3 separate regions of the Mus musculus genome follow, and regions 2 and 3 are each linked to region 1. Evidence: chromatin loops called from intact Hi-C (ENCODE). Cell type or tissue: heart. All regions are shown on one strand.

The links. Hi-C counts contacts between places; a loop is a spot of excess contacts. Peaks named below come from ENCODE experiments on the same cell type or tissue, not always from the same donor. Only the 100,000 strongest peaks of a DNase experiment are listed, where the experiment ranks them.
Region 2: a loop joins it to region 1, with 2.4 times the contacts of the local background. A loop is called at or near these places in 6 of 42 quality-filtered maps.
Region 3: it touches region 1 in a loop (2.0-fold over the local background); 4 of 42 quality-filtered maps call a loop at or near these places.

What each region holds. Positions count from the first base shown.
Region 1 is chr13:98,202,118-98,210,117 of GRCm38, forward strand. It overlaps Arhgef28 (Rho guanine nucleotide exchange factor (GEF) 28), which reads right to left and starts at 4,048. Exons shown (of 36, transcript NM_012026.2): 1 at 3,956-4,048. In heart, CTCF peaks have their summits at 3,780, 4,401 and 6,873 (motif pointing right); DNase peaks (open chromatin) are centred at 3,784 and 4,314; H3K4me3 peaks cover 2,071 bases; H3K27ac peaks cover 1,581 bases; H3K27me3 peaks cover 357 bases.
Region 2 is chr13:98,117,101-98,125,100 of GRCm38, forward strand. All of the region lies in intron 2 of Arhgef28 (Rho guanine nucleotide exchange factor (GEF) 28), which reads right to left. Among named protein-coding and RNA genes, the nearest start is that of Gm34469, 50 kb to the right of the region's middle. In heart, no CTCF peak of the experiment used is centred here; DNase peaks (open chromatin) are centred at 811, 1,471 and 3,481; H3K4me3 peaks cover 393 bases; H3K27ac peaks cover 1,702 bases.
Region 3 is chr13:98,129,084-98,137,083 of GRCm38, forward strand. All of the region lies in intron 2 of Arhgef28 (Rho guanine nucleotide exchange factor (GEF) 28), which reads right to left. Among named protein-coding and RNA genes, the nearest start is that of Gm34469, 38 kb to the right of the region's middle. In heart, no CTCF peak of the experiment used is centred here; no DNase peak of the experiment used is centred here; H3K27ac peaks cover 707 bases.

The sequences.
Region 1 (8,000 bases):
GTGCTGTACCTCTGTGGATTATGTCCTGCCCTTGACATTTCCATTTCAAAGATAAAACCCTCAAGTAAAGAAAGAGTCACATAGCCAGGACAAAGACAGGTCTGTCGAACTCCCTGTGGCTTCAAAGTCCACCCTTGAAAACATCTCATTGGAGTTTGTGGAATACGGATTCTTTAAATTATAAAATAAGGGACGAGACTACACATGAGCACCAAAAGCTTGATTACCGGTGTTGTACAAAGGATTGAAAAGCTAACTGTTTTTAAAGAATTCGATCTGTCTCACGGACTGACCAGATGGCTCAGTGGATAAAGGCACTTGCTGCCAAACCTAATGACCTAAATTCAGTCCTAAGAGCTCACACGGATGAAGGAAAGAGCCGGCAATTCAAAGGTGCCCACTGACCTCAACATAACCTGCACACACAAAAGTAAGTAAATAAACAAACAAATGAAAAATTTAAAACTCTCTTGATCATATATGTGGGTTTTAAATTTTTATTATGTGTTCATTTGTTTTGGGCATTTCTACGCTTTGGTTCAGGTGTGGAGGTCAGAGGACAACTTTCAGGAATCTCTTTCCACCATATGGATTCTGAGGATCAAACTCAAATTGTCTGGCTCAGGAGCAAGGGCCTTTAACCCTCTAAGCCACCTTGCCAGCCCTTGATTAGCTATCTGTTAAGGAAATGTCTGGATACCTGTTTGGTGGGACTACAGAAAGCATGCTACCTGCATTTCAAGTACATATTTTTCTCATGCTCAGTAGTCATAAGAAGCCAGCTCCTTGGCAAAGGTAGAATGTGACTCACCTGAGGGCTTGGTTCCTGCCTGCTTTGGTGCCTCCCCTAACACACACACACACACACACACACACACACACACACACACACACACACACACATCTGCTCTTCAAGGAACATCACTTTTATATTAACTTTCTACTAAAATCAAATTTCAAATGATTAATAACTGAAACAAGAGACGGAACCTCTAAAGATCAGCAAAATGTATTTTTGATAAACATATTCAAAACCGACATCACTGGAATAAATACGCAACATTCAATTATTTTTTTTCACTTTCCCTCTTATTAAAGAAATGATGTCAAATCCCATTATCTTGTTTACCCAGGAGAAGAAATCCAGGAGCAATAACAGCTCAAATAAGCAAATTACAACTGTATCTAAGATCAAATTTCTGGGGAAAATGGGAGCACATTAAGATGTATGGCCTCACACAGGCTCATTTCCCCAGCCAGATGCCTTGATTGTGGTGCAGGCAAAAATCCATTCTGAAAGCAGGACCAATCCTAAAAACACAAAAGTGACAGAAGTGTCTCTCTGTGCCTGAAGTCACCCACCCAGGGGATTAAGGCAAAGAGCAGCATGGAGCACACAGCAATTCCTCTGATTTGTTGAAGGAATGAAAACTGAAGAAACTTTTCACAGAATGAGAAGCATGCAGGAGAAATTTTCAAAATGTCCGATTAAGTTTAGACAATATAGTTTCAATACCATTATAACGACAGTTGTCACCAGGGCTGGATGAAATTACAGAGTATAATCTGCTCCAGGCAAAAACCTCTCCTGGTAAGCAAGAAAAATATCTCTAAGCTCAGCTTTACCAAAGCAGGAGATTCAAACCCAAGCCTTTGGGGTGGTGTCATGTTTCCAATACAGTTGTAACATGACAAAATTCCCTGAGTTTCTGGGCTTCAAATCTACTACTGTTTTTAATTTAGTCCAGCATGACCCCACTCTTGATACTAAATCTGACCTGAAGTCACAGGGACAAGCCCGGAGCTTCTTTTTCCCACTGAAAGTAACACAAGTGCAACTTCAGTGAAACCAAACCTACACAGACCAGAGCTGTCTCAATAATACCCCAAACCCAGGGCATTCAGGCAGAATAAAATGACAGCCCCCTGGGACTGTGGGAGACATGCAGGCTCTATTTGGCTCTCTCCTAACCATTTACCAGCAAAGAAGAGGGTTCCAACATTTACACTGTTCATCTTTTTTCTTTAAGAATCAAGACTTGATCACAAACTCTGGCAGAACTTGGTTAAGAGCCTAAGTACCGATTTTATATCAAATACTTCATCTTCAATAGTATAGTTGGCCACTAATACCCACTTGTTATTTTTTTTTTCCTCTTCTCACATGGCATACAAGGGAAAGAGAGTCACATGTATCAAACACATATGAAATTCCTGCCCAGTGGAAATCTTAGCCACAAGAATGGTTCCTTATGAGAACACAATAAGAAAATATTTCAGAATTTTCCAAATTATATATATATATTGAAACCCTAACAGGGCTAATGAGATATCACAGAACCTTCGTCGCCGACTCTGATTTCCTTCTGTACCTTTAAGTGTTTCTTAACCGCTTAGAGGCAGACGGTACTTCAGAGGAAAGTCCCTCCAACACACCTGTTAGACAAACTGCTGGCCATTGGCCTGGCTGTGCCGCCCTGATAAGGGAAAAAACAGTCCAAAGCAGAGCAAACACTGATTCTCTGTTCTCCAGTCTCATGTCACATTAGCCGGGACACGCCCCAGAGTCCCTTACCCAAGAACTAGTTCTGTGCCTCAGTTTCCCAAACCACAAAGTATCAAGTATGATGCTATCCAAGTTCTATAATCAAAAATAATTATGCATAATCACTATAAAGTCTGCATCGGAATATCACTTTGAAATGCTACAACCTCTCCAAAAGGCATCTGCAATGTTCTCTTCCTTCAAACACTCCAAAGGAGTTAGCGCTACTATTCATCAAGATTAGACAAACACCTATTTGTTTTAACATTCACATAAAAACTCAAAATAGAGCTATGGAAAGCTTCCCAGGAAAGGTTATCAGAGCTTGAATTATCGTGTTCAAAGTGGTTTCCACAGAGCCTAACTAGGGCAAGCCTTTGATTTTGTTTGTGTTGTTGAGAATAGAATTTCATTTTACTGAGACAGCTTCAGGGTCTAGGAACACGAGAGGGCAAAGTACAGAAAAGCAGTGTGTCCGTTCTTTATAACTGTAATTCTTGACTGCTTGGTGCAGAATCGAGTGCTCAATCTCTACAACTTGGAGTGTGTAGAGGCTGGCACTTGAGCAGGGGTCAGGGAGTCAGATGCTAGCAAACACAGATGTTACCCTTCCCCTGGGCCCACCCAGCTGCAACCAATAGGCAGGCTCTGTGGGCTCCTAAAGTAGTCTCCCTTAGAAACCTAACTGGTGTCTGGGAAACCAGAGCTGGGTTTCCTGGGTGGTCTGAACACCCAGCGTTCACAGAGCTCACAGCAAGCGAGAACGCCTTCTCCACCTGTGACCCCTACCACCCACAACCGAGTATTCCAGAGAAACTCATGGCACAAGCGCACGGATTCCCACCCAATGCTAAAAGCCCCTCCCAAACAAGATGACCATAGATGCTTTTATAAACTCAGCAAACGTTTCCACAAGAAATAAATGTCCTGAACTTGAGACTGACCAGCAGTCTGGGGTACATCCCACACACACACCAAGCATATAGGTGAAGCTGGCCAGAAACACAGATGGGAAGAGGAGAACCAGGCTCTCGAGGTTCACCCTTCTCCAGCCGCCTGCCTCTGATTTCCATCGCTTGCAACTAGCTTTGGTTGAGCTCCGTCACCCTCTGCCCCCTCCCACCCCGCTTGCCCGAGAGGGTGAGGGGTGGCCGCTGCCTCCCGTTTGCGCTTCACAGCTGCTGCCTCCGACCCGGCAGCGCCATGCACTTGTTGCCATCCCCAGGTACCAGGAGGCGGCGCCCATTCCTCGGGCTGCCCAGCCGACAGAGTGCAGCCTTTCACCACCTCTGCAGACCCCTGCGTCCTCGGGGACCCTAGAGAAACTTTGTCCCCTGAGAACTCCGGTGGGCAAACTTCGCCCAGGGCTGCGGGGAGACAAGAGGGATGGCTCCCGTAATCCGCCTTTACCTGGAGCTGTGGCTCGGGAACGCCAGGAGCCCTGGCCAGGCGCTGTCCCCGAGGCCTGCCGAGGGCGACCCGCCGGCCAGCGTCGCCCGGAGCGGGGAAGCCGGTCCCCAGCTGCCCACGCCCCTCCGCTCCGCTGGCCGCACCGAGGGGCGGAGCCGCAGCTCCCCCCACCCCACCCCACCCCCGCTCGCCCGCCCGCCGCGCCCACAGCTGGGGCCACCCCCTGCGCCCCCTGGTCCCCGCCTGCCCACCTCTGGCCAGCCGGGCTCGTCGCCGCCTCATCACATGGCCGCGCCCGCCACCAGCTCCAGGAGGAAACCTGAAGCTGCTGCGGCTCCGCCGCCCCCTCCCTTCGCGGGGCGGCGGCCGGTCGCCTCGGCTTTCCTCCGGCGGCGGGCACGGAGCGGGACCTGCTGGGCCAGGGCAGGGTTGCACCCTAGCGGCGGCGGCGCCCGCTCGCCCCGGGGGCCTCCACGCCCTAGTGGCGCCGGAGGAAGGAGCTGGCCGGTCGGCTCCTAAAGGGAGCCGTGCCAGGCCAGAGGGAGGCTCGGGTTGTCCTCAGCTCAAAGCCACCACACCCGGGACATAATAGTGCCCGGGTCTGTTACAATAGGAAGTACTATTTTAAAACAGCCGACTCCCTCTAATTCATGAGGATGATGGAGGTTCCTCTGGCCCAAAGCTTTGCAGGCTCGATTCCCTATGCGTTTATGCAAACAGGTGCCTAAACGGCACCAACATTTGTTTGTTTGTTTTTGAGAAAGCCATAGCCACTTTTACAACACCTAACAATGTGAAAGGACCCCTTGGATCTTAAAGCACTGAGGCACTTAGCACTGAGTTGTCCCGAGTGAAAAGTCTCGCCATTGTACAGCTTACTATAAAATAAGCTTAAGATGATTATTCCAGCTTTAAAGATAAAATTAAGCGTCTACTTTTCTAAGTTCCTTTAATATTACCTTTATTTTTCTCAAGAAGACAGACCGACTACATGGACAGGAGAGATGTGTTGGCCCGTCCCAAACCATCACTGCCAGATGCCCTGGGCCACCCTCCTAACATACCTGTTTAACCAGAGCCTAAAGAATGGCAGGATGGCAAAAAAAAACCAAAAAAACAAAAAACAAATCAAACAAAAACAAAAAAACAAAACCCAGGGTCTGAGGTCTTTAGCCCTGTCTTAGGGCAAACGCTGCCCTTCCTTCTTTATAAAGGACCTGACATTGGCCTTGCAGTATTGACACTTGTATTCATATCCTCTGATGTCACACTGCAGAACCTTAGGTCCCAAAGAAGAGTGTTCTCCACTGAAGAACTACGAAGTCCCGAAGATAAAAAATAAAAGCAATAACACTTTTCTCGAACATCAATATTTTCAATGTGAAAAAGTCAACTGGAGATTGGCTGAATCAACACACCACACACAAGTAGTTTTCAAGCCTGTTAGCGGAAAAGTTTGTAAAAGAAGCCTTTGTTGATCCCTCTGTTGCTGTTGTTCTTTTGTTTCTTTTTCTTCTTCTTCTTCTTCTTCTTCTTCTTCTTCTTCTTCTTCTTCTTCTTTAGTTGATTCTGTCATATACAGCTTGAGAGAGGCAAGGAATTGTGGGAAGAGGAACAGGTATTGTAAGACATTAGCCCAAGGCTCTCTTCCACACGAAAAAGAAGCAAACGGAGGGAGACTGTCCCTAATGCTCTCAGCATGATTGTAGAGGACATGTAATCCCACCGGCTGCAGTTTTCTTGCTCTCTCTCAGGCACTGAGCGTGATCAATATTTAAATAAGTACTTGGCTTTCAACTTCTCTAGGTTCAAACTCTAAGCCACATGCTCCGCCAACCTTGAGAGAAGCAGTAACTGCCTGAGGCAGAAAGCTATCCCTGTGTAAATAGCCGTTTGCATCTGCTTGTCTATTCTGCAGATACAGGTCGCTCAGGACACACTGGGACTGAGCTAGGCTGGAAATGCATGTGTTTAAAATTCAAGCTCTCCTGTTCTTAGGTCACAGACCAGAAACATTCAGCCAGGAAGCTAGCAGGTGGGTAATTCCACTGGCATCGGCCCAGCTTTCCCATGAGTCCTCCGCAGTTTCCCAGTTCATCTGGAGGTCCAACCTCTATTCATCTTTAGCCTTTATTTGACACAGGTTCTTCCCTAAGTCCCTTCTCCACTGTTATGCCTTCTTCCACACTCTGACCTTTGTCTTATCACACAGCACAGCACCTGCCTATACTTGCTGTCATACGAAGGACTATTAAAATTCTTACTCTGTCTTCAATTTGCCCTTTCGAGGACAAAGACTGCTGCTTCCCTGGTGATCTCCAGTCCTGGCCCAGAGCACCTGGGGAATATTGCATGTTAGTTATTTTTTTTAAATCAGTGATGCAGTATGGGAACTGTCGGTCACTATTTGCAAACATTGGTGGGTTAAAATTAGTTCCAGTTCCACTACCACCTAATATTTCCTTACACTTTATTTCCTTTACTAATAATTTTGAGAGCATGTCTGGGAATAGGCCATGAGTCTAAAATGACCAACCAATACACTGTTCTTAGCATGTTTCATTGCCTAAAATGAAAACTTGCTATGGGAAGGTGGCCAGTTTGTCAGAGAACGGAGAGAACCCCAGAATTAGAAATAGGATGACCTTGGGCACGTCCAATCTCTCTAAGCCTTCATTTCTTTACCTGTAAAATGAGACTGGTGTCTGCAATCACCGTGAAAGAAAAAAGGCCTGACAGTGAATGCAGAATAAAATGGCAAGGACTCGTGAAATCGTGGTTAGCAATATTTTAGAGTACAGAATATTAGAACATTTCTTTTCTTAAAATATTTATTTAGTTTTTAATTGAGTGAATGTGTGCCGTATGGGGCTGGGGAGGGGGGTTGTCTGTGCACTTGGGGATGCAGTACCTGCAGAAGTCAGAAGAGGGCTGCATAGCCCCTGGAGCTGCAGTTACAGGTGGTCGTGAGCCAGCTGGTGTGGATTCTGGAAACTGAACTCTGTGTGCCTGCAAGAGCAGAACTCGCTCTTCACCACAGTCATCTCTCTAGTACCCACTTAGAAATCAGACTCCCGGTGAGAAACTCGTTCTGAGTTGTTCACGTCTCCTCCATCTGAAGTTAGGGAACACGGAGAAAAGAAGCTCTCCTAGTTAGTGGTCTCATCGCTGTGATGAAACACCGCGGCCAAAGCATGGAGAGGAAAGAAACAGTTTATTGGACTTAGGCTTACACATCACTGTGCATCTTTGAAGGAAGGGAGGAGAGGAATTCAAGCAGGGCTGGAACCTGGAGTCTCAAGCTGACCCAGAGGCCACGGAGGAGTGCTGCTTACTGGTTGGCTCAGCCTGCTTTTACTTTTCTTTATCTTTGTTGTTGTTGTTGTTGTTGTTGTTTTGGGTTTTTTCTATTTTTTAATAGATGTTTTCTTCATTTACATTTCAAATGTTATCCCCTTTCCTCCTGGCTTCCCCTCCAAAAACCCCCTATCCCAGTCCCCTTCCCCCTGCTCATCAACCCACCCACTCCTGCTTTCTGGCCCTGGCATTCCCCTACACTGGGGCATTAAGCCTCCTCAGGACCAAGGACCTCTCTTCCCATTGATGTCCAACAAGGCCATCCTCTGCTACATATGCAGCTGGAGCCGTGGGTCCCTCCAAGTGTACTCTTTGGTTGGTGGTTTAGTCCCTAGGAGCTCTGGGGGTTCTGGTTGAAGCCAGCATGCTCAAAACCAGGAGACAGGTCTCAAGTAGAACACTGTCTGAGCAAAATATTGTTACCTTCAGTTAATCCCTTCAGCTAATCCCTAGGGACCTAAAACTCAAACACTAAAAATTTGTTGCACCTCTATTGCCACTTTTTTAAGTAACATTTTTAAAATGAACTTTTTATGTAAGTATACCATGTAATGGGTTTTGTTATGGAATGTGTGTGTGTGTGTGTGTGTGTGTGTGTGTGTGTTTATGTTCACTGTAGTTCTCTCTTCTGGCTTCATATTGTCACCTCCTGGAGGTAAAAAGCCTTGACCCCAGGACCCCACACTAG
Region 2 (8,000 bases), 85 kb before region 1:
TCTGTACCTGCTTCAGACCACCAATGTCAGAGTTGACTCTTTTTGTTATAAATGGCTTCCCAGTGGTGAGGGGAATCGGGAACCCCAAATCTTGCTTAGAAGAAAAAATGAAGAAATTACCTGGCTTTTTGCTTGAGCCCAGCATTAGGAGCTCTATAACCCCAGTAACTAATAAGCAGAACACAAGTTCCATTCCCATAAGGACTATTTTCAGTGTGATGCTGTCATTTCCATGACTGATAGCCACAACCCTTTGTCACTTCTCACTACTACAGGAATAAGCTCACACACAAGACTCTTGAAGGCTCATAACTTCGATGTGGCTTCTCATTCCTACTTCTTGTTCAGGAAGCCACGAACTCTCTTCTTTCTATACTTCTCCCACCTACAACATCTGCCATGTGGCAGTCAGTAAAGCTGTGAGGTGTGATGGACAGTCAACAAAAATGGGACGCAACAGGTTCTTCTCCCACGTCATTAGAGTACACACAGCCTGAGCTATGACACCATCCTAGTATTTCCCAAACACTATGTTGATGTACTGTAAAGAGATTAGCCAGCAAGGACTATAAGGAAGACTGGGACAGCAGCCATAACACCACGAGAGTACAAATAAGGGAGTTCAACAAATCAACTGATATGAGCCATTTGGAAGCAGATTTGCCAAGAAAGAGTCAGAGTAAGGAAAGGAAGAAAGAAAGACAGAGTAGGGCTTGGGCCAGGCTTACACAACAAGAGCGAAGCAAACACACACACACGCACTAATCTGTTTTGTCAGGGTAGCAGCGGCCCCACATCAACAAGCTGACATCACTGGGAGCAGTAATTATGGAGTTATGCAGTCTCTGGGGCTTAACAAACCTGAGCATTCACCAAGGGCAAGCTTTTTCTAAATCCGCCCCTACTCCACTGTTCCAGTGTTTTAAGTTCATTAACTACTCAAGTAAGCAACAGGCTCTTCACTAAGTGTGCAAATAGGTCATGCCAGCAACAGCAAATGCCTTCTTCCTTGTTTTTCTTTTTCCAGCACTGGGCATGGAACCAGGGGTACGGCACATGCTAAGCACAGTATCACTGAGCTATGTCCCCAGCCCCATAAGTGTTATTTTTACATTAAGAAACAAGTAGAAACAACAAGTTCAGGAAGAACAGAGGCCTTTAGTCGAAAGATTCTCAGTCTAAACATGAACTTCCTAAGACTCAGAACGTGCAAATTTTGTACTTAGGATTTAGCTTAACTAAGTACTGCTAAGCCAAATTCAATAAGCGAAGACAAACATTTTCCCCCAAGGACTCCTTCAAACGACCTTAATCTCTGAGCACTGATATGAATGTAGACAACCTAGAAAAACATACACGAAGAAGTCTGAAGAATGTCACCAAGAACTGTGGCATCTGGGGTTGGCCATGTAAGAGAGGTGGTGTTTCCATAACAAGGAAACAGCAATAAACACAAGCTGTTCTGCTGGCTGCCTGAGGATCTCCCTGGGGCCACAGTGCTCTCCAGCAAACACAGCTTGAGCAAGACACCCTTGCTTGGAGAAGTGGGACCTTGTTTCAGTAGCCTTATCTGCACCCAAATTTGCTCAAGTCAAAATAACAAGCACAATCAAACCTTGGCCCACACAGCTGTGCAATGTGTGTAAAATCATACACAGAAAAGTAATAAGGGATGGCGGACTCTGGTTCAAATTCAGGTCTCTGCATTGACAATATGGTCAGCTCACCATATGCGCCAGCTCAGAATCTATAGACTCAACAAACCTCAGATGAAAAGTATTTGGAAAGAAAATGTGTCTGCAACAAACATGGCTAGACTTTCCTCTTGTCATTAGTCCCTAAGCGATACAAGAACTATTTACATATCATTCATATGGTGGATGCTGGGTGTGTGGAGCATCCTTACATCACATCAGAGAGGCAGAAGTCACACACAAGATCTCACGTTTCAGAGCAGCCTAATTTATATAGTAAGTCCAAGACAGCCTGGGCTACAAAGCAAGACTCTGTCTCCAAAAATAGAAGGATAAGGTACAGTGTTGGAGTGTTTGCCTAGCATGCACAAAGCCATGGGCTCATGGTCAAGAATGAAAGGAGAGAGAGAGAGAGAGAGAGAGAGAGAGAGAGAGAGAGAGAGAGAGAGAGAGAGAGAGAGAGAGATCTACACAGATGCCACACATTGTTTTATAACATGACTAGAACACTTACACTTACAGATCTTGGTATCTTCGTCTCCGGAACAATTATTTCAACTAATGAGGAAGAAATTGTCACAAAGCAGTATTTCTCAGGTAATTCATTATTACTTTAGGAAACAAATTAATGGTTAGGATTAATTTAGGAAATAAAGATATTTGGTGGATGGTCGCTTATCAGTTAAAGGGGGGGGGGGAACCCTATCACTCCCTGAGATTTTTTTATCTTCTGTGGTAGTTTGCATGAAAATAGTCCTCATAAATTCATGTTTGACTTCTTGGTGCCCAGTTGGTGGAACTGTTTGGGAAGGATTAGGAGGTGGCCCTTATTGGAGGAGGTGTGTCATGGGGTGGGCTTTGTGGTTTCAAAGCACACTTTTGAGTTAGCTCTCTCTGCCTCCTACTGGCACATTAAGATATAATCTCTTAGATATTTATGCCACCGTGTCATTTCCCTGCTAGTCGTGGATTCTAATCCTCTGAAACTCTAAGCCCAATTAAATGCTTCCTCTTATAAGTTGCCTCCTCGGTTGTGGCGTCTTATCACAGCAATAAAAAAAGTAACTAAAATAACTTCCTAAGGGCAAGTGAATCAAATTCAGATTGGTCTTTATTCCAAAAGACCATGCAGTTTAAAGGAGACAAGATTCTCCTCTTTCTTAAAATGAAGCTGAAAGCAACCCATATTGTAAGGGGCATCACTCAAGTGTATGGTGAGGAACTCTGATTGGCAGGCACATCACCTGTCAGTCACAGAAAAAGTAAAATTTCTTTACATTGTTAGCCTAACTTTGTGGACAACATCAGAACAGCTTTCTTTGAAAATCCAAAGCCCCACATTTAAGGGTTAATTGTTAGGGGCTCCAACAAACAAAGAACAGCTTATTGTTCCTCGCTGCACTTGGGATCCGCCATACAATGTACTGTGTATTAGACTGTATTAGAATGTGCTGTGATCTTTAGTTGAAACCCACCTTTTCAGTAAGGCTTCATTTCTAAACATCCCTGAACTAGTGATAAAATAACAAGAATAAGAGAAGCCTGATTGCGTGGTGAAGCTTTGCCTTCGGTAGTTTTTCTTTTGTTTCTCTTTTGTCTGAAAGACATCCACACTGCCTTCCTATTGGAGGGACTCGCCCATTGTGAGTGAGTAGGTCTTGGTGGCAGGAGAGACCCTACCTCACAATGGACATTTCCTTCCCTGCTCCCTGGAAGTCATGTGACCTAGGCTCAGCTGTTCCTTCCCAGGCTGTGAATTTGAATAGAACAACACAAAGATTGAGTCCTTAGAGACTATTCACAAAGAGTTGCAGGAAGCCACATGGGAGGGAGTCAGCAAAGCACCTCAGAGCCACTGGACTAGCTCTGGAGCAATTGTGGCCTGTGCAGACTCTACAGTTTCAATGGCAGGGCCTTGTGCCATTCGTTCCTGCCTCTGTTCTCAGCCTGGGCTTCCAGCCCTCTCCCATCTACATCACGGTCTGTCTAACGCCGAGTTCTATTGCTTACAATACGGGATGTGACTCACCCAAGGGGAGAAGTGTTTTCCATCTGAGCCGTAAGGAGTTAATAAAGCTCAGGGCGCAGCCACTTGGAGGACAATAATAAAGCCCTCCATGCAAACACCACACAGTCTGAGAAACTTTACTTTCCTTTAACACTAGCTTGTTATGAAGAAAAACATTCGGCTCAAATATTTACTCTATGAAATTAATCTCTGATGATGGAAATTGAAACAAAGTTTACTTTGGGGGAGTAGAAAGACAGGGAAGGGCAGTCAAAGAGCCTGGGCACGCCAGAGGAGCTCTGAATTTTCATCAGGGCAAAGGTGGCATGCACATACATATTTGCAAAGATATTAGGTGGAGATCCATGCACATCTAATAATCGAATGCATATCATTTATCTAAACAAACACACATACATGTGGAATCATAAACACACAAACAAAGAAGTATGCCCAGATGTTGCTATCCACACCACGGTGTGGATCATTAGACACTTAACGGTCTTAGCTGGCATTGTTGTCTCCCCTGAGCTTGGATTTTCCCAGGCACTCTAGCCTGATGCTAGGTAGCCCCCAGTGGATACTTGCCAATGCTCAGCACACTTTGGAGATGATGGGTTTACGATTAACTTTGGTTTTACCACCTTTTTTTCCCACACCTTCAGCTTTTTCATCCAACTTGGTGATCCCAACACGGATGCTGGAGCTCTGTCATCTCCAAGTCACCATCCCACAACACGCAAACCTCGAAGCTGAATCCTCTGCCCTTCAAATCCCCTTGTTTCCTTTTCTATGCAAATGACCTTGATCACCTCACTAACTGATCCCAAAGATAATTATAGTTCATGCCCACTGCTGACCCAGTGGACTTGACGTGGCCAACTACTAACCACCCCTCTCCTTATCCCTGGGAGGAAACTAGGATACTTAGGAGCCAAACACTTCAGCTCTGGAAGACAGCTTGACCTGAGTCTCCCAAGGAAAACCATCCTATTTACAGCTAAAATCCAAGGCCAGTACAACCTCTCCTCTACCTTCATTTTCCCTCACAGTGAACTGATGAACTAATGATTTCTGTTTAAAGACATCCATTGCCTTTCATGTTGTCTCCCCCATTCCCTTCCCTTCCTCTTCTTCTTACAGCAAACATGTTTCATGAAGAGTATCAGAGCAAGGCTTCTTTCACCCGAGCTCTACATTAATCCATATCCCCTCCTTCCAGACAAAAATAGAGAATATTTGACTCACCATGGAAAGTCCATGGTGACTTTATACACAATACACACTCTCGATGGGCAATCCTGGCTGACACCCAAAATGACATGCTTCCATTTTTTTTTTCAGCTTTCTGAGTGGTAAGCTTCACACATACCTTATGACCTCATCTGGGAGAAACCTCTACTAGAAACCTCTACGTGTTCAGACTCGAAGCCAACAGACTGGAAAGACACTGGTAACCTATTTCCTCTCTTCATGCTCACTGTCCGCCACAATCTGTGCCTGCAGAGCCCACCCTTCTAGACTCCCAAGAGGCAAAGTTCAGTTGTGTCAGTAAGAAAACTGTCTCTACTGCGATCTGACCCTTTGTCCTGGACCCTCAACAGCAGTCAGCAGCCAGAAAACAAGAGGAAAGAGGGGAAGTTGAAGGGGAGAGGGGAGGCAGATATAAGGGGAAAAATGCTTTAAAATGCTGATGTGAAATGCCAGTAGTCCCAGGAGAATGGCTGTCTATGAGTGGCTGGAACTGATCTGTTGGCTTGTTTGGGCAATGAGTGTAGCCCCTGATAAAACTTCGATAGGAAGGTTAATTTTTTCACAATTAAAATAACAGCAATATTATCAAATTTTTTAATAAACATATATTCTCTACCTGGGAATTTAATTGGTTCCTTTAGGGTTATTACATTTCCTCCATTTGCGAATGAATAAGAAAGGGCATATAATTACATGTGGGGATACTACAAGAAATGGTAAATAAAGAAACCCCTCTTTTACCAGTGCTCATTTTGTTTATATCTAAATAATTATTTTTAGCCAATCAATACACAAAGTAATGCTATCCAGGATCAGAAGAGAGCTATAGTGTTGTACAACCCACTGATTGCTATCTGAGTGGCTGGAACTGATCTTTGGTTTGCTTGGGCAATGAGTCTGGCCTCCTGAGAGAGAGAAGGGAAAAGGAAGCCAGCCCATGCCCTGGGTAATGAGCCCAGAATGCAGGCGAGCAGTGGAAGCATGACTCTGGCCCAGGAGCTGCTGCGTGAAGACTTTCCTGTCCTATGTGCCTGGCATGCTGAGAGCTCAGGGGAAAGCTCACCGAAATCTTTGCCCTTTCCAGATGCCTAGCTTCGACTTTTTCTCACTGGCTTACAAGGAAGAGCTCTATACAAACTGGGCCAAGTTTGCAGGAAACCACAGACCCTGCCCATTGCAGAAATCAGGCAAGCTTTAGCAGGACCTAGCCTGGTCCTGGTCCTGGTCCTGTAGATACCAAGCCATTCATAGAGAAGAAAAAGCATCCATTGTACCAAGAGGTAAAGAAAAATGAATAGCAGTAAGGGCATCCTCATTTGGCACCTTACATCAGTACAAACAAAACAACAACAACAACAACAACAACAACAAAACACCTGTGTCCAGCAGGACTATTTATTACTCTCTCCCTTAGCATCTCACAAGCACAATGTGTTCCAGGCTACTTAAAGAGAAACCATTTCTGTCCAAATAAAAGTTGTTACATTGTTCTCTTTTAAAAAACAAAAAACAAACAAACAAAACAAAAACATGTTAAACACGGGTGGTAGTGGCGCAGGCCTTTAATGCCAGCACTCGGGAGGCAGAGACAGGTGGATTTCTGAGTTTGAGGCCAGCCTGGTCTACAGAGTGAGTTCCAGGACAGCCAAGGCTACACAGAGAAAGCCTGTCTCGAAAAAAACAAAAACAAAAACAAAAACAAAAACAAAAACAAACCAACCAAACAACAACAACAAAAAAATCCTGTTAAACAAGCAGGCTGAGCACACAGTAGGATGGCAGTTGTAGGTCTTAAGTGACCTCCTGGTCTATTATTTACTCTGGCTGTGGGGACCAGCAAATTCCAGTCTCATTAAATGTAGGAGACATTTTTATAGTAAAACACTGCAACAGCAGTTCGATACAGGAAAACAAATGATCTTCTCAACAAATGGTGCTGAACAATAGATACATTGTTTTAACTGAACAATTGTACTGTAACAATTCATTGTAACAATTGAAACACGTATTCAAAAGATAACACATACCTAGCTTAAAATTTAACTCCCCAGCATCCTGGATTAATGTAAATGCAAAACTGAAGATGTTTAGAAGAAAATGAGAATCAACAGGATTCCATGTTTGACAAAGAGTATTAACATACAGCACCAAAGACGTGACATGTAAAAGGAAACATTCGTTGTCAGCAGGATGGCTCAGCCAGTAACGGTGGCTGTGGCTAAGCCTGACGACATGAGTGCAAACCCAAGTGGTGATGAAGAAAACAGAGTCCTCTGCCACACGCTCACCCTAGCACATTCGTTGTCAGTTACAAACCCGAAACTGAACATATGACTCCACTCAGCAATACTTATGACAAAGCTTATACTTGCACAAGGGAATCCCCCAGTATCTGTTCAGATTTAGTCCCCAGGCCTCTCTGAGGTCTTTTCAGCTAGAACTCGCCAGTCAGCTCACGGGCCAGCCTCCTCCTAGTTCATACTGATTAAGATTGCCACTTCCTGGACAGAGGCAGAACTAATATCCTCACCAGACTCTCGAGTGGCCAAACCACAGCCACCCGCTTATCTCCCGCTGCCGTTGCTAAACACAGCTGATATGTATATAGCAGCTCTATAACCACAGAGCAAAAGTACCCTCCATATCTCAGACTTCTACATCTGCCTCTCCGCTAGATCTGGTTACAGGCAGCTATAATCAACCAACTAGGACCAACTAGGACCGGCAAGACCCCAGAGGGATATCACCTAGACAGGGGCTCATGCAGACTGCAGCATGGGTGATCTCCCTTGAGGAGCAGGCAACAGGGAAACCCCACATTCTCGGCAGAGGACCCAGGTCAGCAAGAGTGCCAGATCTCATGAAACAGATGTGATCCTAACTCAGGCACCAGTTTGCATAGAAAAAGCAGCTCTGGACTCCAGGACTTTGTCTTTAAATTCCTCAAGGGGCACATACCCCTATTCACTCAAGTCAAGGGTCCCGACTGCACATCACTTATGAGCATGCCCAGAAGAATGCTATTTGCTGCCCGCAAACAGGAA
Region 3 (8,000 bases), 73 kb before region 1:
CACCTGAACTGGGCTCAGAGTCTGTGTAGGTGACTGAGTTTACCATACAAAGCTGGTATTTCAAATCAGCATCCAAATCTACACAGCAATGGGGGTGCCCCTTGTGTCACAGGGGTAAGGAAGTGACGCTGACATTGCTCCAAGTGGGTGCAAACGTGGGTTACGAGGTGAAGGGATTGTGGATTGCATCCCTGCCTTTTGGCCAAGGTCAAGTGTTCGAAGCTCTCAGGAACTCCAGGAAGAGTGCCCAACACTCATGATGCCAATCTGCAATACCATCGCCAATCTATACCACATCTCTTCCCACCCACCAGGACATCTTCATTCAAAACACAAACATAAAGTCAGTCTTGGTGGGGGACGTGGAAAAAAAATATGTTTCCTGTGCACTGCTGGCGGAGTATGAACCCACACAGCTGCTGTGGGAAACAATTTGGCCCATCTTCAAATAGCTAAGCATTCATTTACTACATAAATGAGCAATTCTGCTTCTAGGTACCTACCCAAGGCGCCCAAAGCGAGAACTGGAAAAGATATTCTTGCATAGGTGTTTTTAGAGTAATCAACTACATAGAGATTGTGTGTGTGTGTGTGTGTGTGTGTGTGTGTGTGTGTGTGTGTGTGTGTGGTTTTTCGAGACAGGGTTTCTAGGACAATGGTGGCTTCCGAGGACTGTGAGGAACTGGGGCTGCTGGTGGTGCTTAGTAGAGAAGTCCAGATGGAGAAGAGGGCAAGTCTCAGAGATATATGACAGGGATGGTTGCCTAACCATGTGAATGTACTTAACGCCACTGGACTACACCCACAGTGACAAAGATGGGGCCTGTGGGGATCAATCAGTCAGTGAAGTGCTAGGCACAGATGAATGATGACCTGTGTTCAGAGTCCTAGCACCCACGTAGAAAAGATAAGCATATCTATAATCCCAGAAGAGGTATACACCGGAGGTGATGCACCATCCTGGGGGCCTTGCATCAAATCCAGCTGAAACCGGAAGCCCTCAGTTCAGAAAGACAAAGAGACTCCGTCTCAGAAAATATAATGGAGCATGTCAGACACCAATGTCATCCCCCCAGCCTTCTCTATGCATGCATTCGTTCACACGCATGTGTACACACACAAATATGTACACATGCATACATCTCACAACTAACACAAATGGCTAAAATGTTACGTTTGACTATGTAACATTCATCAAAATAAAGCAAGAGTAGAGCAGACTATAAGCTATCATCTTCGCAAGGATGCAAAGGAATGGGGTCTCTCAAATACACACTCTGGTGAGAAGTTCAATGCTATTTATTACCCACCCCACCCCACCCCCTGGAAGAGAGCTTGGCCATGCCTTTAGAGGGTAAGCATATATTTACACAACCCAGCAAATATGCTCCTGCAGATTTATGTCAAGGAGTTTCAAGTTGTAACTGAGCTAAAGTTGATATAAAACTGACCATGGCAGCTTTGTGTGTAATAGCCTAAACCCAGAAGCAACCAAAAGTCCTGCAGTGGCCACAAGATGATACAAACTTGCACACGTATTCCACAGACTACTACTTAACAAGAATGAAGAAGGGATATCTGCAGCACATTGGCTGCCTCTTGAGAGCATCACTCACGTTAGATGCAAAAGAAAAAACTGGTCTTAAAAGGCCATATGTTGCATAATGAGGTAAGGGTGGTGGGGTTAGAGGCCAACATTTCAATTCCATGCTATATAAAATTCTCAAGCAGGGTGAGGTACCTCACATCTTTAATCTCAGTCCTTGGGAAGCAGAGGCAGGCATATGTCTATCAGTCTGAGGCCAGTCTAAGACACATAGTGAGTTTCCAGACCAGCCATGGAGACCCTGTCGCAAAATAAATTCTCTGAATGATAAAATTCGAGCCATGAGGATGAGATCAGTGAAGGCCAGCATTTGCAGATGATGGAAGAAAAGGAGGGAGATACACCAATATGCCATAGTTTATCTATTCATTCATGAAAGATACGGGTAACTGCCCATCATCAAAAAGTTTCCAAAATTCATTCCCACATTCCCATTCATTAACACAGGCAGGACCACATGTAATCTAGTGACTTCCTAGTCATTGACACAGGACCACATGTAATCCAGTGGCCTCCCATTCATTAACACAGGATCACATGTAATCCAGTGGCCTCCCATTCATTGACACAGGATCACATGTAATCCAGTGGCCTCCCTCCCATTCATTGACATAGGAATGCATGTAATCCAGGGGCTTCCCATTCATTGACATAGGACCGCATGTAATCCAGGGGCTATTTCCCACTTCCTCTCACTCCAACCTGGAAACACAGAGCCTTGCTGGTCACCTGCCAGGTCACTCTCAGCCATGAGCACTAGTTTTATCTGTCCCCAACCCCAAGGTGTCCCCTCCTCTCTAGGGAGGGGTTTTGACATGGTATCTTCTATAGTAGAGTGTGCTTAACCATTTTCCATCTATGTTCAAACACCTCTTACAATTCAATATAAAGACACATGGTGCTCTGGGTAGAAACCAACTTGTCTACAAGCCTGAACTCAAACACACAATTTTGCATATTATCATACACGTGTACGACTGGGCTCTAGTCCACCACGACACTTTCCTGATACACAGTGATCCTAAGTGTAAGTCACTTCTCCCAAACACCTTGATTATCTAATGAAGACTGCACACAAGGTCAGGAGCTGTGAAGTCACAAGTCAAGATAAAAGGAGACAACTTCTTACTATCAAATAAGGTTTTGAACTTCCCACCAAAAAGTCACTCAACTAGCATTAATGGGTACATCCTCAGATGAGTTTACTCCAATTCATGCAAAACATTTTCAGTTACTTACCAAAATATGTATCATCCCTTCCATACACCACCTTATAGTGTGTAGAAGTGGTAAAAGTCAATGAATCCTCCTTGACTGACACGTTCCCTTAACTAATTTATGAATATTCAAGTATATGTAAATTAGTCAGTACTCTAATGATACAAGCTTATTACATCATCTGGTCAAAATCCCTGCTGAATACGAATTCTTCAGCAATCACCTCAGTGTATTCCCTGTGGGCTTTTTGTTATTTGTTCTCAGGAGAATATAAGAAGCCCTGCTTCTCCATCCTAGAAAATTATTTTCCATAACAACAGATGGACTCGAAATGACAAATGACTGTGTCTGACACTCAGAAGGATTCTATCTCAGTAATGCCGATTTTCACAGCCCCTGCCGGCCATCACCTCTCCCTTGGCTCTGCACTTCACTTCCTACACCCAGGTCACCCATAGAGACTAAGTCCTCCACGGGCTGCTCCCACAACCCTTTCCCTTCCAATCCTACAGTGACATGGAAGTCTTTGGTGCCTTGGAGAGGAAACCGTCAGTCTTTGACTGGTCTCCATATGCAACTGGTCCTGGTCCCATCCCAGATCCTGTCCCCCACAAAAAAAAAAAAAAAAAAAAAAAAAAAAAAAAAAAAAAAAAAAAAAAAAGTCCTCCGACTCCTTCTCCTCCTCGTCCCTCTCTTTCCCACTCCTTTTTCTTCTCTCTCCTCATCTCCTTCTTCTCCCTTTCCCTCTCATATCCTCTCTCTCTCCCACCCCTTCTCCCTCTTCTTCTCCCCCTACCCTTACCTCTGAAAAAGAAATTGTGGCTGCCGATTCTCCCCACCCCCACCCCCGCACCCCTGAAAAAATAGCTCCACAAACAGCCACTCTCCTTTTCCTCTATACTTAAAAGAAATGAAGTTTGCAAAATTAAGTCAAGAATTCGAAGAACACATGGAACATCACAGAATATGATACGGGAAGAGTCAGGTACAGGTAGGCGTAGGCAACCTGCTCCAGGTTACTTCACCCTGTGACAGCTGGAGGTGCAATGGCTTGTTTCAGCCTGTGATCCTTGCTTCGCCAGAGCCCTGTGGCCCAGTCAATACACGCTCCATCCCAGGCCACATTATTTCCTAATGTTCATTAGCTAACTGTACTCGTAGTGCTGAAGCCAGCCCTAGACAAGCTCCCCTGAGAAGCCCTGTCTGAAGGAAGCTTGGTGTGTATCTACCCAGCCCTGTATTAGTCACAGTGATCATGACTAATACTCTCAGCAATGGATCCCCTAATTATGAAGCCTCAAGGGCAGGACAGCCCATTTTCCCTTTGTCTGTAATGCCAGAGACCCCACGGGACAGACACCAACCACAGGAATGAAACCTTGGGGCTCCAGTCCTTCAGGTGTCTTCCAAACCCCGGAAGGGACCCTGAGCAATGCATCTACAGCTGGAAGCAACTTCAAGAATGCAATCAAAGCTGACCTGCACAAGCCTGAAGCAGTCCCAGCATGCCAGCAGAAGACAACCTGTGACGGTGAGAATAAGCTTATAATAACAATCTGATATGTGTTTGGAGTGTTTAGTGTGAGTTACGTCACAGAAAAAAATCAAAATTATTCTCTGAAGTGGTGGGGGCAGGGTAGAAGTCGATATTTCAACTGCAATTAGTAACATTTGCTTCCTCTCCGCGCACTTCCCCGAGACACTCCTCTTCCTGCTGAGTGACCCTGGAATGTCTGAGGGCATGTCAATACCTAGACAAGAAGCGATCTGAATTGGGAATTTTTAACCTTCGGAATTTGCCAACTTTTATAATTTCTAATTTCTCATTATTTTATCTAGTTTTGTATTTATAAGTTTCTTCTCCTTTTCTGAAAGATAGACCTTCAAGAGACACAAACTTAGGCCTCATCATCTGCCCCCACCTGTAATTCACTACCTGGCACGCAAAGTCTATGCGGCCAATTAATGGAAGCACCAATGTCATGGCTTAGCCACTCAGCTTCGCTGATGATCATTAGTTATATGAGGTTCTCGGGAAGTAGCTAATGAGAAAGCATTGTAAGACACCATACAATGCCCTAAACTGGCAAGTAGTGGCTCAACTTTTTGCAGGGCTGTGGATCAAAATAGCTATGAATACTGGGAAATATTACTGAAGAATGCTAAGAGCTGTTGTTGTGTGACGTGTTCATGTGGGGCTAGAGAGAGGGCTTAGTGGTTAGTGCCTCGGTTCCTCCAGAGGGCCCGGTATTTGCTTCTTTTCATCCACATGGAACTGCAGCCCCAGGGGATCTGACACCCTCTTCTGAACTCTGCAGGTATCCACATACATGTGACACACACACACACTCATGCATGCACACACACGCATGCACATGCATGTGTACACATAAGATGGGAGTTATTTATTATCTTATGTATATGAATACACTATAGCTGTCTTCAGTGACATGGGATGACAAGAAGGCATGGGATGGTTGTGAGCCACCATGTGGTTGCTGGGAATTGAACTCAGGACCTCTGGAAGAGGAACCAGAGCTCTTAAACACTGAGCTGTCTCTCCAGCCCCTTTAACCGCCCCCCCCCCCTTTTTTCCAAGTGAATGTGACATGGCTCATGAAGATTGTTACTTGAGTAGGAGGATTCTTTAAGAACCTGTTAGAGAAGGCGAGTTCCTTGTAAACTGCTACTTAACATCCTCTCTTTTGAATTCTAGTCCCCAGCAAGGATCTGCCTACCTCACACAGTGCCCAGAAGTTTAGTAAACTCTCAAACTCTGGGACATGTTTCTCCCAAAATGATTACAGCCCCTCCTGACTGACTCCCAAGTCTTGCTGTGTATCCAGAATACAGAAGTAAATAAATCAATACAATGAGCGTCTGTTGTCCCAAACATTGGTGGTCACATATGTACTGGGGAAACCCAGAGAGAATGAGACAACCAAGAATCACTAGAAAAGAGTGGTCTAGCTGACACAGTGGATGAGGATATTGTCATAAGATGAATTCAACCCCCAGAATGGAGCTAAGAGAGAAGGGACCGCAGCAAGATATCCTCTGAACTCATATGATGTGGCACCAGCACACACACACGCACACACACACACACACACACACACACACACACACGCACGCACGCACGCACGCACACACACACACACACACACACACACGCACGCACACATAAATAAACAAACAAACAAACAAATAAATATTGAAAAGACTGTAAAGTGTACCCCACCCCCAGGATAAGTTTCAGTCACTTCACATGAGAGGCTTCTTATTGGAACTATGTGTTACTTACGTGCTGAGCAATGAGCCAATAGTGGGAAATCTATGTACCAAATCATTTTAACTCCTGATGTTTTGGATGCTTTCACATTTAATGGGTGAGACATGAAATGAAATGAAGTAAGGGTAAACTCCTTCACAATGTAAAGCCTGGAGTATGTGCACAGGACTTCACTGAAGGCATGGCATTTTAGCTGAAGCCTGCATGGGATAAACTTAGTTACACAAACGCAGAGGAAGCAGAAGTCCAGAAGGAAGCAGCCACACAAAGGTCCTGGGATAAAACCAAACAGGGCATTTGAGAGAAACCGAGAAACCAGAGGATGGCTAGGACCTCTAGTGTGGGGGCTCTCTGCCATCCTAACTGGATAATCAAGAGCCACCTTGACTTATCGGCAACTGTTGTGCAACTGGACCCTCCCCGCAAGAGACACAGCCATCCCTCAAATGGCTTTACAGAAAGTCAGGGAGCAGTTTGCTTCCCTTCAATCAACAAAGATTCACAGAAGACTGAAGTGCACGGAATACCACAAGATATTAGGATATGGTGAAGTGGGACAGAGAGACTTGGGTAAAGCCATGGAGATAAGAGGATGGAGACGGACTGAAGACAGCCTCGTGTAGGATAGAGGGGATGTGTCTAATCAGAGCAGGAGAAGATATGGCAGCAATGGGACAGATGAACCCAGGGGAAGCACGAAGACCTGGTAAAAAATCAAATCAAAGCAAACGGAAGCCCTGCAGGGGCTGAAACAACAATCCAAAAGTGAATTGGGTTCATTGTCAAGGTCAGAAAGGGGCAGTCCCAATGCCCCGGGGTGCTATGGATGTGCCAACTGTAAGTACCGAGGAAGACTCAGAAAAATGTGGTTTTCATGTGACACTTGGGAGACTGTTGCTTGGCAACAAAAATCAGGAAGCTAGAAAGGGGGTTACTTTACAGAGAAACTTGAAAAGTGCTTTTTATAAAGAAACAGTCACCATCTGGGTTTTTTAAGTGAAGGCTGGCTAACTGAGGGATAATGGCAAACAGACTCCTTGGAAAAAGAAGAGGCGGCCTGAGCAGAGGGCAGGGCAGGCCGGCCACACGTGGGTGTGTTCAGGGAGGAGACGTAATAGAAGAAGAAGGGTGATCTGACCTAGAGGGAGAAGAGAGGGCTCTGGAGAAAACCATGCAGCTAGAGCAGGAAGCGCAGCTCACACACAGCTCTGGGACACTGACGTGGGAGAGGCAGGAAGTCAGGGACCCCAAGTGGAGCACTCTCATCTTAAATCAGATCACACAAATCCTCTGCGGACCCTGCACCCACACTTTCTGCATTACCCCATAACCCCAGCTATTCTTGACCCAGCACCGCCCACCTGGAACCTGTCACCTGCTGTCTCCTTCACAAAGCATTGACCAGCAGTAATCTTTTGCTGCTCCTCTAATACTGGAAGTTCGTGCCCTCTCCCAGGACCTTTGTCTTCCGGTTCCCCGAGAGTGAACCCATGGGTTCACACTACTTAGTAGCACATCTGTGTGCACAAGTCCTTACACACGCAGAGACACACGCCGTTCTCCAGCACAGCCACGCGGGGCTCTAAGCCCCAGCCCTCTGCTGCTTTCCTGCATATCACTAACCGGAATTCTCACTCTCATCTCCCCATTCCTAAGTAAGCCAGAGCCCAGAGCCTCTTTTTCTTTTCTAGCTCTCTAATATTACAGCACATGGAGCTGAATGAAGACTTAATGGGGAGGGGGGGGGGGAACACCTTAAAGAATGCATGACCTTTCTAAGATCGGCTTCAATCATAACAAAAGGCTTAAAGCCAGACCGTACCAAGTTACCAAGATGAGCAAGCACTACGACAACTTCTCTAAACCATGCACACTCCGGGGTGG